3 separate regions of the Homo sapiens genome follow, and all the other regions are linked to region 3. The links are chromatin loops, found by intact Hi-C in ENCODE. Cell type or tissue: psoas muscle. All regions are shown on one strand.

Region 1 (5,000 bases), 50 kb after region 3:
TCCACCCAGATCTACAGACCCAGCATCTCTTGGGTAGGGGGTGGGTGGGAATTTACCTCCTACCTTTGTCCAGAGTCTAATGAGATTAACCAGGCTGAGGATGGGCAAGAAGAATGAGGGAATGAGACTCCAGAGCAGTGGTGTAGCTGAGCAGACCTCTGAATGCCTTCTCCACCTCCCAGGAGTGAACTCCTGCCACTGAATTCCCAAGGACAGAGTGAGTCCATGGTCTGCAAGTTTTTTCCCCCACAGAAGAGAATCCTGGAGGATAGCGTACTTTCTGACAAAAAGAGGAATTTTTCAGGCTTTTTCTTTTTTGCTTTTCTTTTTGAGACGGAGTCTCACTCTGTCGCCCAGGCTGGAGTGCAGTGGCATGATCTTGGCTCACTGCAATCTCCGCCTCCCGGGTTCAAGCGATTCTCCTGCCTTAGCCTCCTGAGTAGCTGGGATTATAGGTGCACACCACCAAACCCAGATAATTTTTGTATTTTTAGTAGAGACGGGCTTTCACCATGTTGGCCAGGATGGTCTCGATCTCCTGACCTTGTGATCCACCCGCCTCAGCCTCCCAAAGTGCTGGGTTTACAGGTATGAGCCACCGCGCCTAGCCCAGGCTTTTTCTTAATACCCCTGAGTTATTCTAATAATTTTGTTAAACAATATTTATAGGAGGCCATTGGTTTGGACTGAGCCCCTGCCCTAAACCCCACAGACCAAACTGAAATGGAGCTTCTCCTGCTGAAGTTTCGCACCACCAAGCCAAAACTAAGATCTTTATCTGACCTTCAAGAAATGAGAGAGATAATAGCCAAACCACCAAGCAGGGCAACTTTAATCTGCAAAAAGAAGTCCCCTCTGCTTTAACCTTTACAAGAAAAGTAATTTTGAAATAACGAATTTGTATTTTGTTTTGTTTCTGCTTTCCTCAGCCATTTCCTATCTACAAAACCAAACTCCTCTGCTCTGCTCATCAGAACATTCGTTCTATTTTATAGAGTGAGGTGTTGTCCAATTCTAGAATCACAAATAAAAGCCAATTTAAGATCTTTAACTTTGTTATCATTTTGTTTTTTGACAATTGTAATCAAACACTTACTATCTAAGGCTCTCCCTTAACATCGTGATGTCTTCTAGGAGCTGCAATTCCATGGACGAATAAAACACAATCCCATATCTGAAATGCTTATGGACAGGTGATCAGTTGGCAAGACAAGGTAGTCCCTATGAAAGCAATTTAGGAGAACACAGATTGCAACCAAGTTGTGATTGGCAAAAATGGCCCCAATGCAAGGTAGAATATGGTCTCTCTCCCGTGTGGTTCACCCCACGCACACTGACAACCCACTTCTTTAACATTTAAACAAGGGAAATGACGATGACCAGGCCAAGGTAAAGTCCTGGGAACCAGAGGTATGGATTTTTTTGGAAGCAGGGTGTTTTAAAGGTAATGGGCTTTGCACTAGAGAACTCTGTGTCCTTTGAAGGATGAGGGGCCATAGAAGGAAGAGGAAATGGATTGTGGACACCTCCCATAAGTCAGATACACAAACACACAGGACTCTTCCAGGAGAAGGGGTAAGGGCCAGGGAAGAGCCACTCTCCATTTTCTCCCCAGTGCCCTGGATACTGTGATGAAGAGAAAAAAAACAATGCCTCATCTTAATCCCAAATCCACTTCCAGATACTTATTTAACTTTGAAAAAAATATCCTTACCTCTTTGAGGTTCATTTTTCTCATCAACAAAATGCAGATTATATATATATTTTTTATCTTGCAGGTTAATTGTGAGTAACCAAATTGCATAATTTATATGAAAGTGCTCTGTAAACTCTAACATGCCATTCATGTTTGTTCTGAAGGAGTTTAGGAAATACCACCCCAAATATGCTGCTTTGGTGTGCTGATGACTTCAAATTGAGGGCATTTGGGGAACAGCTAGTGCAAGAAGGGGCTTTCTCTAAACTTCCCTTATCTGCTTAAAGACAGATCCTTTGGAAGAACTCAGTCGTCATGAATCCCCAACAAACCCCACTCAGCCTGCCCACTACTGCCCTTGAATCTCATCTACCACCCATTCCTCTTTCCCTCAAATCATTTACTCTTCCCTAAGTTACCTACATTCTGTCTCCCCTACAACGAGCCCATGTAGATTTCTAGATCTCATTGGGTTTTGCAAATATCCCCTTTTCTTTTCTGGGATGCCGCCATGTACATAATAAATTTGTCTGCCTGTTCTCCTGTTAATGTGATTGCTGTCAACGTATTTTATAGACGCAGTTATCAAATTCTCAGAGGGTAAAGGGAAAGTCTTTTCTCCTCTGCAGTTCTTATTATGAAAAAAATCTATTATTTAATAAACCAGAATGTATAACTCCTATTCCACATCTGATAATAAAGGTTTGAGGTGTCATTTTCATTATTGCTCACAGCTTCTAACACAATGTCATAACCCTAGTTGGATCCTCAGAATATGTTACCAGCCAATACTGATAATCCTCTCATATGCTATTCTTTTCAACACTCCAAAGAAACATTCTGCTCTGTTAATAGTTCTAGGCCAGGAGCTTGGTGTTTGAGAATACTTTCCAGAGAAGAAAATATTTCAGAAGACCTGACATCATTAAAAACCTTCTCCAATCGCCTACTCTTAGTCTCTTCAGTCAGAAGGAGCCCTACCTTGGAAGAGGTAGCTCTGAATTGGAATGGTCAGAGGAGAACAAAAATGTGTGGTCTGGGGGATGCACTGTCAGCCAAGAAACCTTTTAAGGCATCTGCTTCCAATGGAGAACCCAATCTGGGATTCTGATGCCAATCTGGGACCAGCCCTGTGATGCCTAGAGTGTGCAAATCTTGGCACTGTAGGCCCTCATCCACTTAGCTAAACAATGAAGTATCCCAGAGAAATGGGTTTTTACCTGGTTTCAGAGACTCATCGCCCCCGCCCCCCAACTCCCACCCACTGCCCACCACTTCTCCATTCATGGGGCTTGGGCCAGAAGGGGTAGGGATCTATGACAATCTGATCTGGTTCTCAACCCCCGCAGAAAAGTCCATCCGAGGTGGTGCAGCATAGTTCATTGTGCCACCTGACCCTGAATAATGAGCTCAAGCCAGCTCCTTTTCAGATCAGAATGTTCTCGAGAAAAGGCTTTCCCTTTGCCAGGGAGTGACTGGCTGCCTGACTAGAGCTAGAGATAACTCCTGGCAACTGTGAAGGCTGATGAGTCACCAGAGAGGTTTCCAACCTATTCTTATACCCTGAGAACAGCAGTGATCACTGATTTGCATCAGCACACCTCTATTTTGGGTAGGTCTTTCTTGGAGTCGGGGTTTCCTGTAGTGTGCCATGAGTTCTCGGTCTCTCTTGACATCCCCTCCTCTCAGATTTGGCAACCTGGGCCTGTTGAGTTGCCTTAGCAACACTAGTTACTGATGTCAGAAAGGGCAGGGACTCACAAACCAAGTTTTAAGTAATCACTTTCTTATTCAAGTTGCTCAGATTCTCATCAATGGGATAATAGAATTAAATGATGTTGACAACTAGGCATTATGCCTGGGGTGTAGTAAAGGCTCTATCAATGGTAGTTCCTTTTCCCTTCCCTATTATGGAGGTCAAACGTTTGAAAAAAATCCAGTGGCACTTGCACTTCTGTTCTTCTATCTGCTAATGGTGGCAGGTTGTCATAAAACGATGTGCTCAGCTGGGATTAGGCTCTTGCTATTCAAAGTATAGTCCATGGAACAGCAGCGTCTGTTGGAAATGCAGAATAGGCAGCCCTATCCCAGACCCACTGAATCCAAATCTGCATTTTAATAAGATCTTGGGTGATGTATATGAATGTTAATGTTTAGGAAGCACCAAGCTAAGCCACTTGGGTGAGTCTAACCAGAGCTCCAAAAGGAGCAACCCATGGTTACAGGAGTTGGCGCGAAACTAAGTAAAGTACCAAACACTGTGCTACTAGTGTTCCACAGGGCAAAGAAAGAAGGGCCTCTTAAGGTAACCTTCCCTCATTCATTAGGAGCCTCAGACAAGTAATATGATGCCATGCCACTTGACTGACCATCGTTGGCATAACTGATTGAATAGAACAATGAATGCCCAACCAGAGCCCTGACAGGCACCATGGATATCTGGCAGGCTCTGTGCAGCAAGAGGAGGTTGATCCATTGCACTAACGCAGCAGATAGAGTTTGAACTCGCTGAGTCATCACAGATGCCTAGAAGCCATGTCCTTGTTTTAATGACACACCTACAGAAACCACAAAACTGTTTGAAGCAGTATCAACTCAGTGAGAAAATGAACACGGGCCCAAGAAAAGATAAAGGAGAAGCATGGACTGGGAAGAAATAAAGGAAAAGGGTCAAAATGTTGTGGGCAAGATTGCCTATCTTTCTTAAAAACTGAAGATTTAATTTCCTTTTACATTACAACTGCTTTTAATTTGCAGGATGTCACTCCCATTTTCTCAATGGTTTTCCTAATTATCATTCAGCTCATAAGATGCTTTCTCACCCATGCACAGAAACTCAGCCTCATTGTGTGGGGGAAGGCACAGATCTGGCTGCTGATGTCATCAAGCAACACTCTTCAGACAACACTGTGAAGAAAGACTTACTATTGTTCAGATGTGCTAAGATTTCCCATTTTCTTCTGACTGCCTATCTCACAGGAAGACCAAGAATAGAGATTGTATATTGTGAAGTACTCTCAGCCCAGAAAAGAGAAAGCAAAATAATAAGTGTGATAATGACATTGTCATAAGAGCTGGTTTGTGTATTATTCTTCCTGGTAACCTACCTATTGCCACCAGCGGCTATCTGAGATTGGGTAGACTGTGGCTCAACAGTAAGTGAGCCTCAAGCTTCTGGTGCAAATTGTTCGCTACAGCTCACACTAGCAGAGTAACAGCTCTGAGGGGAATACACAGACATCCCTGATTCATCCTTTTGACATCTATGGAAAGATAAAAGGGGATCATGTTATTTTATGGGTGA
Region 2 (5,000 bases), 530 kb after region 3:
CTACTATCTGCTGCCTTCCTGGAGCTATCAGCTTTTGGGGAGAGAATGACATTAAATAAATAATTATGACTTACTTACTTAGGCTAAGGCCTACAGCGGAGGCAAAAATGGTGCTGTGGGAGCAGATAACAGAAACTAGAGAATCTAACCTCGTTGGGAGAGTTGGGGGAAGACAACTCAAAGACCACCAGGGGACTGGGTACAGAAGGCATGCTGTGCCTATTTCCAGGGGACCCAGCAGCCTGGATCAATGGTATAACCTGAACTTAGTCAGGCTGGACGCAGGGGCTGGTCTCCAAAGTTTACACGTAATAACAACAATGTTAAAGGTAAGAAGAGAGAGAATGTTTCAGAAGCAAGCAAGCTTTCCATAGGTCGGAATCCCCCATAGACTCTAAAAACCCTGACCACCTGAATTTAGGTGAAACAACCAAGTGGGATTTTCACAATTCATTCTTACTTTCTATAATATTGACCATTTTCATGAATCCTTCTTCCCCACTCATTCAAATTCTCTTTGGATACCAGTAAACTCCGCACTTGTTGTTTTGTTCCTGGAGTAATACCATAGGAGAAGGATTGTAATTTATCGTATTGGACAGAGCAAAAGTAACAGGAGCCAGGCAGAGGGAAAAAAAAGATGATATTTTGAAGGTCTGCACTCAGATATGCCATGATTTCAACATATAAGTTAATGCGAATCACATGATTCTTGTAACATTTTTCCCATCAGGAAAACAGAAATGCCACTTACCAACTCTGGTACAGATTATTACTAAGCAAGTTTCACAGTTATATCTACATAAATGTTTACTACTGATTTATTACACAGCTAATGATAAGTAATGATGGTAATTATTAAAATACAGATTGATATTAGCATTTAGAGCAACATCTAAACTTTCCAAATTATCAATTTATAATTTTTTAAATAACAGCAATTAATCATTATTATGGTTAAATGATAATACTTTGTAATATATTATCATGTTTTCTACAAATAGGAGAAGCACTAGTCTATTATGGTGAAGATAATAACACTAACAATGGTAGAGTAATGATTGCTAATCATTTCCCATTATTGCTATTAAAATGTACAAATCACTCAAAATGACCAAAAATCTGTGAAATAAAAACCTAGTGAAGGCGTACGATAAAATAAGCAATCTATAGTTACCAAGCCTACCAAATCAAGATTCTGGGCCCTGGTCACAACAGTGGCTGCCCATCAGAAAAGACTGGGGACTTTTCAAAAAATCCCAAAGCCCACCGCCCTACCCAGAAAATCTGATTTAACCTGTCTGGGGTGTGTCTGATTTTGTTCTGAAAGTTCTCTAAGTCTAATGTGCATCCAGAGTTGAGAACCACTGCTCCAGGTGTCTGATTTTTATGCTTGAGAATAAAGATGTCTTCAGTCCTAGGGGCAAAATTCAATTGGGAAACCCACTTGCCCAGCCTCTGTCAATCAGTGCTGTGTGTAGCAGAGGAAAGAGTTGTTAGTTTTCGTTGTCAGGGAATTTTCTTCATAGAAAAGTACATTAAAATACCAAATTACAGTATTTACATATTTCATGTATTTTTCCCAACTGCGTTCCCATAGCAACTAAATCCATTTGCTCCCTACTTTCTTGAGTTATTTTCCATCATGAGCCATGCTTTATTAGTGAGGCAAGCAGTTTGCCCTCTGAATTGACTGTTTTGCTCTTTACTATTTCTTTGCCAGGGAACACAACTCTGTTGTGTCTTTCTAACTCCTGTACTCCCTGAATTTGATAAAGTTGGCTTTGCTAGTTTGGGCAGAGACAGTGTCCCTGACTGCTTTCCTCAGTCTGGAGCAGTCCCTGTTTTTTTCCAGTGAGCTGACCAAAAACAAAAAGCAAATGGCGAGGAAGGGTTCCCTCAAGAAACCTGTGACTGGGAAAGGATGCAAGGAAGGGAATTGCTTAAATCCCAAACAGTGACGAGTTCACCTGAATCAACAGCGGACAAAGGATAACCCAGCTCTCTGGGACCTCACTAGGTTTATCAGGTAGGGTCAGTGGTTAGATATCACGGCTTTGGAGACAGTCACCCACTAGCAAGCAGGAAGGAAGTCAGTCCTGCTGCAGCTTCTGAATCCCCAGAGAGAGGGCCCAAAAGAGGCACAGGACACTGAGATTTCTTTGTGATTTCACCCAGACGACTTGGCAGACTTTAGGGCTTGTTTGTTTGTTTGAAACTATAACATTTCACTTGCTAATGAGGCTCTGCCTTGCAAGGGGACAGGGATGCCAGAGAAGACTGCGGGAGGGAGGCAGCAGGCCCAGTGCTTCAGGGCAGCTCTCCTTGTGGCCGCCTGACGCCAGGACGGACTTGGGCCACCAGTGCCAGAGGAGAGAGAAGCGGCACCAGAGACAAGGCGATGCTTCAAAATCATCTGTTCTCAGTTGCTGACTCAGACGCCTCCTTCTGTGCCAGCAGCACTAATGAAGAGGACTTGCTTCCTCCTCTCTCTTAGGCTCCAAATAAAAACCAGAGCTATAGTGCAATGGCTCCCAGGCCAGGGGGCAAGTGATCCAGGCAGTATCTCAGAAAACAGCAACAGAAACCACACGCAGCAAGAGCATCCCTCCCATCTGCAAGATCCAGTGCAACTTACATAGGTACATCTGTGGCATTGCTTGCTGCTGGGTTCTGGGGGTCATGGTGAAGTCCTTCAGTACTCTTCCACCAATAGCATTTATTCAAGGACAACTTCTATCAGTTAGGGTTCCAGCAGGAAACAGATGGCACTCTCAAATTGGGTTATTTGAGGAGAGTTTAATTAAGGGACTATTTACAAAGGTATGGGCAGGATGTAGGAAAGACCATAAGTCACAGTGTATTATCTCAGAGCTAGGAATAGCAGGGCACTGCTCCTACCCTAGGCGTAAGCAGTGGAATCCAGAGACAAAGCCACATGGAGTGACAGGAGCTGAGACCTTCAGTTGCAGGAGATGGCCAGCACACCACGATCAAGCAGGGAGGAAGCCAGGAAATAAATACCTGGACCTCATTCTCCTTCCTCCCTTCGATCTGCTGCCAGTGCTTCCTGGTGCCAAACTCAGCCAGAAACTGAGGGCCTGGGAGCCCTCACTGCTGCAGTCCATACAGGTCAGCCTCCTGGGGCTCAAAACAAGATAGAGAAGTGGGGAACTAGGAGGGTGGATAAAGACATCAAGCACCCTCTCTTACAAATCAGAGCAGGTGAGATACTTCATGACCAAGGATATATTTGTTCTGCCACTGCCAGAGCCCTCCCAAAAGCAGCAAATTCTGAGATAATAGTGTCCGGGGGTTGGAAGATAACATTGAGAGCTTGCAAAATGTTTAACCACAGAGAAGGCAAGTAGAAGCCCAACCTCCTCAAGAGCAGAGAGGTGATACTGAGAACACAGACGAGCATCCTAGCCCTGATTCAATGATACATCCCGCCATGGATCACACGGTTGCTGTCCTGCTCAAAAGGAAATCATGAGCACCACGATATGCTCACTTCACAGGGAACATTTTGCCTGGTTACCTATTTGCACAGGCGAATGGAAAAGGAAGCCTCCGTTATTCTGCAGTTTGGCATCATTTGTTCTAAGAGTGTGCAGAATTATAAATAGACACACTGGCCAGGTGTGGTGGCTCACACCTGTAATCCCAAAGCTTTGGAAGGCCAAGTTAGGAAGATCACTTGGGACCAGGAGTTCAAGACCAGCCTTGGCAACATAGTGAGACCCTATCTCAAGGAAGGCAAAAAAAAAAGTAGCTGGGTATTACACTGCTCCCCTGTAGTCATATCTACTCAAGAGGCTGAGGCAGGAGGATTGCTTGATCCCAGAAGTTTAAGGTTGCAGTGAGCCATGATCATGCCACTGCACTCCAGCCTGGGCAGCAGAGCAAGAATCTGAAAAAAAAAAAAAAAAAAAAAGAAAGAAGGAAAAAAACACACTTTAAGAGTCTCACAAGATATACTTGGTTATCAAAAGTTCAATGTTTGAGGAAAATCAGCAGGGTTGGTTTCCATTCTGATGGAGCTAGGAGAAGAGCAGATATTTGAAATGGATGTACAGAAGGCTAGGTGAGATAATAGCAAGATGCTCTTCTGCTACGTTATGGGGTGGTGGAAGTGGAGAGGCAATACTAATTATAACATCTACCCTACCTGATTTAAGAATCTCTGTCATACATTCTATATTTTGGCATCTGCTTGTCTTATAAGGAATCTGAAGAGTAAGTGCTATGTACAACTCAAAAAAAAGATGGTCTGACCAAATATTTATGGTGATGGTGGGAAGTATCACAGATTTTTAATTCAAGTTCATATGCAAACTTGATGGATCATTCTCTACTGCAATTTGTTCACAAAATTTCAAAATTTCATATTCTAGATTCTAAAACCAGCCCAAAGATTTATGCTTATATCAGTTCAACTCTAGAATTGTTCCACTCTAAGATTATTAAAAAGAAGACAACATTTACCAAACTGCTCAAAAGAAGAGAACTGAGGTGGTAACATTAATTTAATATCTCTGTGCTTTGCACTGACTTTGTTCAGTATATTAAATTTTTCCTAATTGTTTGCTTAATAAGGTACCCCATGCACTTGAATAACTTCATTTAAGAATCATTCTTTTCACAGTCTATAGCTATGGGGATCATGTAAATATTTTCCCAAATAGATATTAAGTATTTTCCCAAGTAAATATTACAACTTATCACCTTGACACAGGCGAACCTGGAAAACATATGGTCACTATGGTTATGATACATATAGTGGCACACTAGGGGTAACAGCATCCACAATAATAGCCAAAAATAGTCTCTCAAAAGCCTTTCTTTCACCCATGAACCTGTTCTCCACGAAACTTGATTCTTGTGATTATAGTGGTTCAGAGTAAATTTAGACAAATGGAGGCATTTGTCATTTCCCTTGCACCTTCACCCTTTTGCCTCCTCATATCCAACAACCACCCCCTCCCGCCGCAAAAACA
Region 3 (5,000 bases):
TGTCAACCTGCCAACAGCAGAGCGTACCATGCTGCAAGGAGTAATAAACAAGGAATTAGAAAACTCGCTGCTGGAGAACAGTCAAATTAAACACCTTTTTGAAAGGATGAGCATGTATATATTGCAGTTCTATTAAATGTAGCTTCTTAGTGAGGTTGGCATTATGTTAAGGCTGGTATGGAAGAGAACTGATGAAGCAGGAGTGGTCTGGTGACATTTTTCTGACTTGATTGGCTGGGGCGTGTGATGTAATAGGTTTCAGTGCAGCCCCTTATAGGTTTTAAAATGAATTCCAAGACACCATTACAAAGAAAGCCGGACTCTTTTCTTATAACTGAGCTCAGCCAAGGAAACTCTTGCACAAATGTACAATACTGTTTGGAATATGGAAGACCTGGATTTAGAATATGCCAAGACAGATATAAATTGTGGCACAGACTTGATGTTTTATATAGAAATGGACCCACCAGGTAATACTGCAGTATTATTGTAGAGAGTTAGTTAATTTCGTGGCTTTTTAATTTTTCGAAAGCTACTGTAAAAGATCCTTTTTGGATTTCTGTTTTTATTAATTTGTTTCATTGATAAAAATTAGTTTGCTCATGGCTTAAAAATTAAACAGATTGTTTGACTGTCTGTGGAAGCAAGCAGCTCAGGCTGTGTGTGGTAAATGCTTATTCTTACTTGAATGGATATGAATTGAACTCCAGTTTTTCACTGGTGTCTTTTGTTAATCGAGATCCTTCCCTGGGTGAGTTATGTTGTGGGATATTGTCCCTGTAATTAAAATGATGCATCTTTTGTGCTGCTTTTCTCTGTTGCCAGTGGATGAGAACAGTGTAGCACTTTGCAGTGATAACACTTGGTACTTTAGAAAGCATGTAAAATGTAGCAGTGATTACAACTCAGTTCTCTAAATGTTGAGACTTTGCTTGCTCTCTCATATTAAGATATTATAATGAAAAAAGAAGTTGACTTTCCATTATTGTTAGTCTTTGTAAAATATTCTTGGTAGATACCTGAAATCATTTTTTGTATAAGTTAAAATAGTAACAGTGCTTTAAAACTTATGACAGAATTTACCTAAAAATCCTAGATTTATTTTGTTTCCTAAGTAAGTTGTTTTATTCCAATGTTAGCTCTCCCCCTGCCCCCATTTAAGGTATTCAGGAATACTGCAGTCTTTTATTTGTCACCAATTGGTATATATGAATACTGATTTGACATTGAGGAAGGGGGATATCATTTTTAATCAGACCTAGTATATAGAGCACAATTTATCCAACAGAATATTAACATATTAAAGAGATTTAGGGCACAGATGAGAGTTTCTTAAAGTGGCTTTTGGCAGAACAGTGCCTGAAATACTAAGATTAGAGAAACCCAATTGCTCCTCTTAAAACATACTGCTGTAGATGAGCCTTTTTATTACTGCAACAGAGTTTGTGGAGGACAGAGACCAAATTTGTCTTTCGTAATTAAATAAGAGGAAATTAAAGCCAACTCATGTTATTCCTGCTACTCATATGTTCATAGTTTCTTACTTTAGATGGATTTGACCAGGCATGAAACTTTAATATAACTAGAATCTAGAAGTACAGAATGTCATGACTCTGGATTTACTTTGAAATTTATTCACATGGCCAGCCCAATTTATTTGTTAGTTTCTAAGGCTCTCTCTCTTTTCTCCTTTTCAGTTTCATTTCTTTTTGAGCCATGCTCTGAAAGATTTTTTTTAAGAAAATTATCTTCCATATTGCATGGAATTGTGAACTAATGCTATATATTTCAGTTACTCTAACTTTTTATTTTTTTAAAGTAAAAGTATTCATCTAAAGAAATTTAGTTCTAATGTAGTTGGGATTGCGAACAACTTTTTCTTTTTCATCTGCAGCACTGCCTCCTAAACCACCAAAACCTACTACTGTAGCCAACAACGGTATGAATAACAATATGTCCTTACAAGATGCTGAATGGTACTGGGGAGATATCTCGAGGTAAGGCTACAGAAACTTCATTTTCAGAGAGTTTTAGATTAAAAGAAAGAAAAGCACCAGCTTGCTAAGTTCCATTTTTAGGATATCATCCAACATAAGCATGAAGCATAGTTGGTTCTCTTCCAAAGACGACCAGAAAAAGTCACTGAGCACTGGAGAACTGTGGGTGCTGGATGCCACAGGAAATTAAATACCCGGGAAGTTTCATTATTGACAGAGATGTCAGTGAAGTGCCAGAGTGAAGTGGCACTGCCTAAGAACAGAGTGTGAAGGCACTCTATCTATTAAGCACAACTCTAAGAATTCTTGCCTTAAACACAATAAGAAAACAATGCCATTTTATGTTAGCTTTGGGAAGGGGGAGTAAGGTTGGAGAAACTCTTTTGAGATCATGAGTTTCTGTGCTCATTTGTCAGAGAGATTGTAATGTTTGGTTGAAAAAATAAAAACTTAGTACCACAGATACACCAATAGTGAAAGTGATATGCACCTGTTTGTGATGAGACTGCAATTGCTAACATTTCTATTTAAACAAATTATTAGCTCTTATTAGTGAGCTCTGAAAATGCAATTCATTAATTTAAATCTATGTGGGCAGGAGGAATATGGGCACTCACTGTACTTTCCACTTGATTTTGCTGTGAACCTAAAACTGCTCTAAAAAATAGCCTATTTTAAAAAATATAAATCTGTGGTCACTAAACCTTAAGATGAGCATTGTTTTGTGTTTTCATTTCAGGGAAGAAGTGAATGAAAAACTTCGAGATACAGCAGACGGGACCTTTTTGGTACGAGATGCGTCTACTAAAATGCATGGTGATTATACTCTTACACTAAGGTAAGCCAGGGAATATAGCTGAAATTAGGGTTTTGGGCTGATATTAAAACATATTTCCTTATTCCAAAATGTTAATACCTTTATTTTTATATTGTTTTTACAGGAAAGGGGGAAATAACAAATTAATCAAAATATTTCATCGAGATGGGAAATATGGCTTCTCTGACCCATTAACCTTCAGTTCTGTGGTTGAATTAATAAACCACTACCGGAATGAATCTCTAGCTCAGTATAATCCCAAATTGGATGTGAAATTACTTTATCCAGTATCCAAATACCAACAGGTAATAAAAACTGAATGAATTATCCAGTTACGATGTTTAGACAAGATCCTTTTAATACTTAGAAAACATTTGAAGCAGATGAATTACATGTAATCAAGTCTAAAAAACTTGACACTCGTAATTACATAATTGCAATTTTAAAGATGTTTCCATGTCAGCTATTTTGTTAAACAATTGTTATTTGATTAAATACCTTATCCATTGAATTTATTTTAATCTTTCTAGGATCAAGTTGTCAAAGAAGATAATATTGAAGCTGTAGGGAAAAAATTACATGAATATAACACTCAGTTTCAAGAAAAAAGTCGAGAATATGATAGATTATATGAAGAATATACCCGCACATCCCAGGTGAGTTTTCTATGAAAATCAGATTAAAAAATAAGAGTTCTAAACTTTTAAAGACTAACATGGAAAAAAGAATTTAAAAGGTTGAGTTTTTACGAATGAGGTGGGGGTGAGAGCATTTATTTGTGAATCATTGTTGATTATTCTAGTGTAATATCTCTAAAGCTTTAAACCAAAAATTTTAAGTATCAGAATAATAAATTAAGTTCACGTGATAACTGAAGCAGTCACTGAGTTTCAAGTTGATTTAATTCGTGATAGAAGGATCCTGTTTAGATTGGAAGTTAGTAATAACTGGAAGTTTCACAGACTTGTCTAATCCCTGAAATGGAGATTTAGGCATTAATATATATCCTACCATGAAAAGGAAGGGCTATATACTGCTGTGCTTTTCTAGACCCTTATTCTTCACTGGTCACTCATGTATCTGGGAATGCCAGAGGGAACAGAAAACAACAGGGATGCTATAAACTACAATAGCTTTTAAGAAGATAAAAACTATAGGAAATTGCTACGCAATCATTTTTCATAGATTGAGAAAATTCTCCAGAGGAAATACTTGTTTCTGGGATACTGTTTTAATGGATTTTATGAATTTGAGTCCCACTCTGCTAATAATACAGATCAAATGTCCTGGTAGTGTCTTGCAGTAAGAGATTGTTCTATGAAAGGTATGACATTATCTTTTTAAAATTATGTTGCAGGAAATCCAAATGAAAAGGACAGCTATTGAAGCATTTAATGAAACCATAAAAATATTTGAAGAACAGTGCCAGACCCAAGAGCGGTACAGCAAAGAATACATAGAAAAGTTTAAACGTGAAGGCAATGAGAAAGAAATACAAAGGTTGGTGTTTCCCTTGTTCTTGTGCTAGAGATAACCAAAATCCTCTAAAACCATTTAAAGATGATCTCGCTTTCTGTGCTTTGAATGATCACGTGGACACAGGAAGGGGAATATCACTCTGGGGACTGTGGTGGGGTGGGGGGAGGAGGGAGGGATAGCATTGGGAGATATACCTAATGCTAGATGACGAGTTAGTGGGTGCGGCGCACCAGCATGGCACATGTATACATATGTAACTAACCTGCACAATGTGCACATGTACCCTAAAACTTAAAGTATAATAAAAATAAAAAAATAAAATAAAATAAAATATGTTGAGCCACTCCAAAAAAAAAAAAAAATGACAGGAAGAGAAGCCACGCTTTACCTAAGGAAAACTGCTGGGAAACCATAGTGAAACTTTTCATAAACTTTGGGGACCGTTCCTGATGTACCCAGATAATAACAAATACGTTTCTTTTGCCTGCAGGATTATGCATAATTATGATAAGTTGAAGTCTCGAATCAGTGAAATTATTGACAGTAGAAGAAGATTGGAAGAAGACTTGAAGAAGCAGGCAGCTGAGTATCGAGAAATTGACAAACGTATGAACAGCATTAAACCAGACCTTATCCAGCTGAGAAAGACGAGAGACCAATACTTGATGTAAGTATTTGAAATGGAATCCTATACATGAATAATTGGT

The links. Hi-C counts contacts between places; a loop is a spot of excess contacts. Peaks named below come from ENCODE experiments on the same cell type or tissue, not always from the same donor. Only the 100,000 strongest peaks of a DNase experiment are listed, where the experiment ranks them.
Region 1: a loop joins it to region 3, with 2.8 times the contacts of the local background. A loop is called at or near these places in 19 of 110 quality-filtered maps.
Region 2: it touches region 3 in a loop (5-fold over the local background); 2 of 110 quality-filtered maps call a loop at or near these places.

Annotation. Positions count from the first base shown.
Region 1 is chr5:68,340,403-68,345,402 of GRCh38, forward strand. No RefSeq gene overlaps it. Among named protein-coding and RNA genes, the nearest start is that of PIK3R1, 130 kb to the left of the region's middle. In psoas muscle, no CTCF peak of the experiment used is centred here; a DNase peak (open chromatin) is centred at 3,099; H3K27ac peaks cover 898 bases.
Region 2 is chr5:68,816,171-68,821,170 of GRCh38, forward strand. All of the region lies in intron 2 of LOC105379013 (a long non-coding RNA gene), which reads right to left. Among named protein-coding and RNA genes, the nearest start is that of LINC02198, 210 kb to the right of the region's middle. In psoas muscle, a CTCF peak has its summit at 2,315; no DNase peak of the experiment used is centred here; H3K27ac peaks cover 1,115 bases.
Region 3 is chr5:68,290,365-68,295,364 of GRCh38, forward strand. It overlaps PIK3R1 (phosphoinositide-3-kinase regulatory subunit 1), which reads left to right. Exons shown (of 16, transcript NM_181523.3): 8 at 1,895-1,997; 9 at 2,737-2,835; 10 at 2,939-3,119; 11 at 3,345-3,470; 12 at 4,172-4,314; 13 at 4,784-4,960. Among named protein-coding and RNA genes, the nearest start is that of PIK3R1, 77 kb to the left of the region's middle. In psoas muscle, no CTCF peak of the experiment used is centred here; no DNase peak of the experiment used is centred here; H3K4me3 peaks cover 4,206 bases; H3K27ac peaks cover 3,102 bases.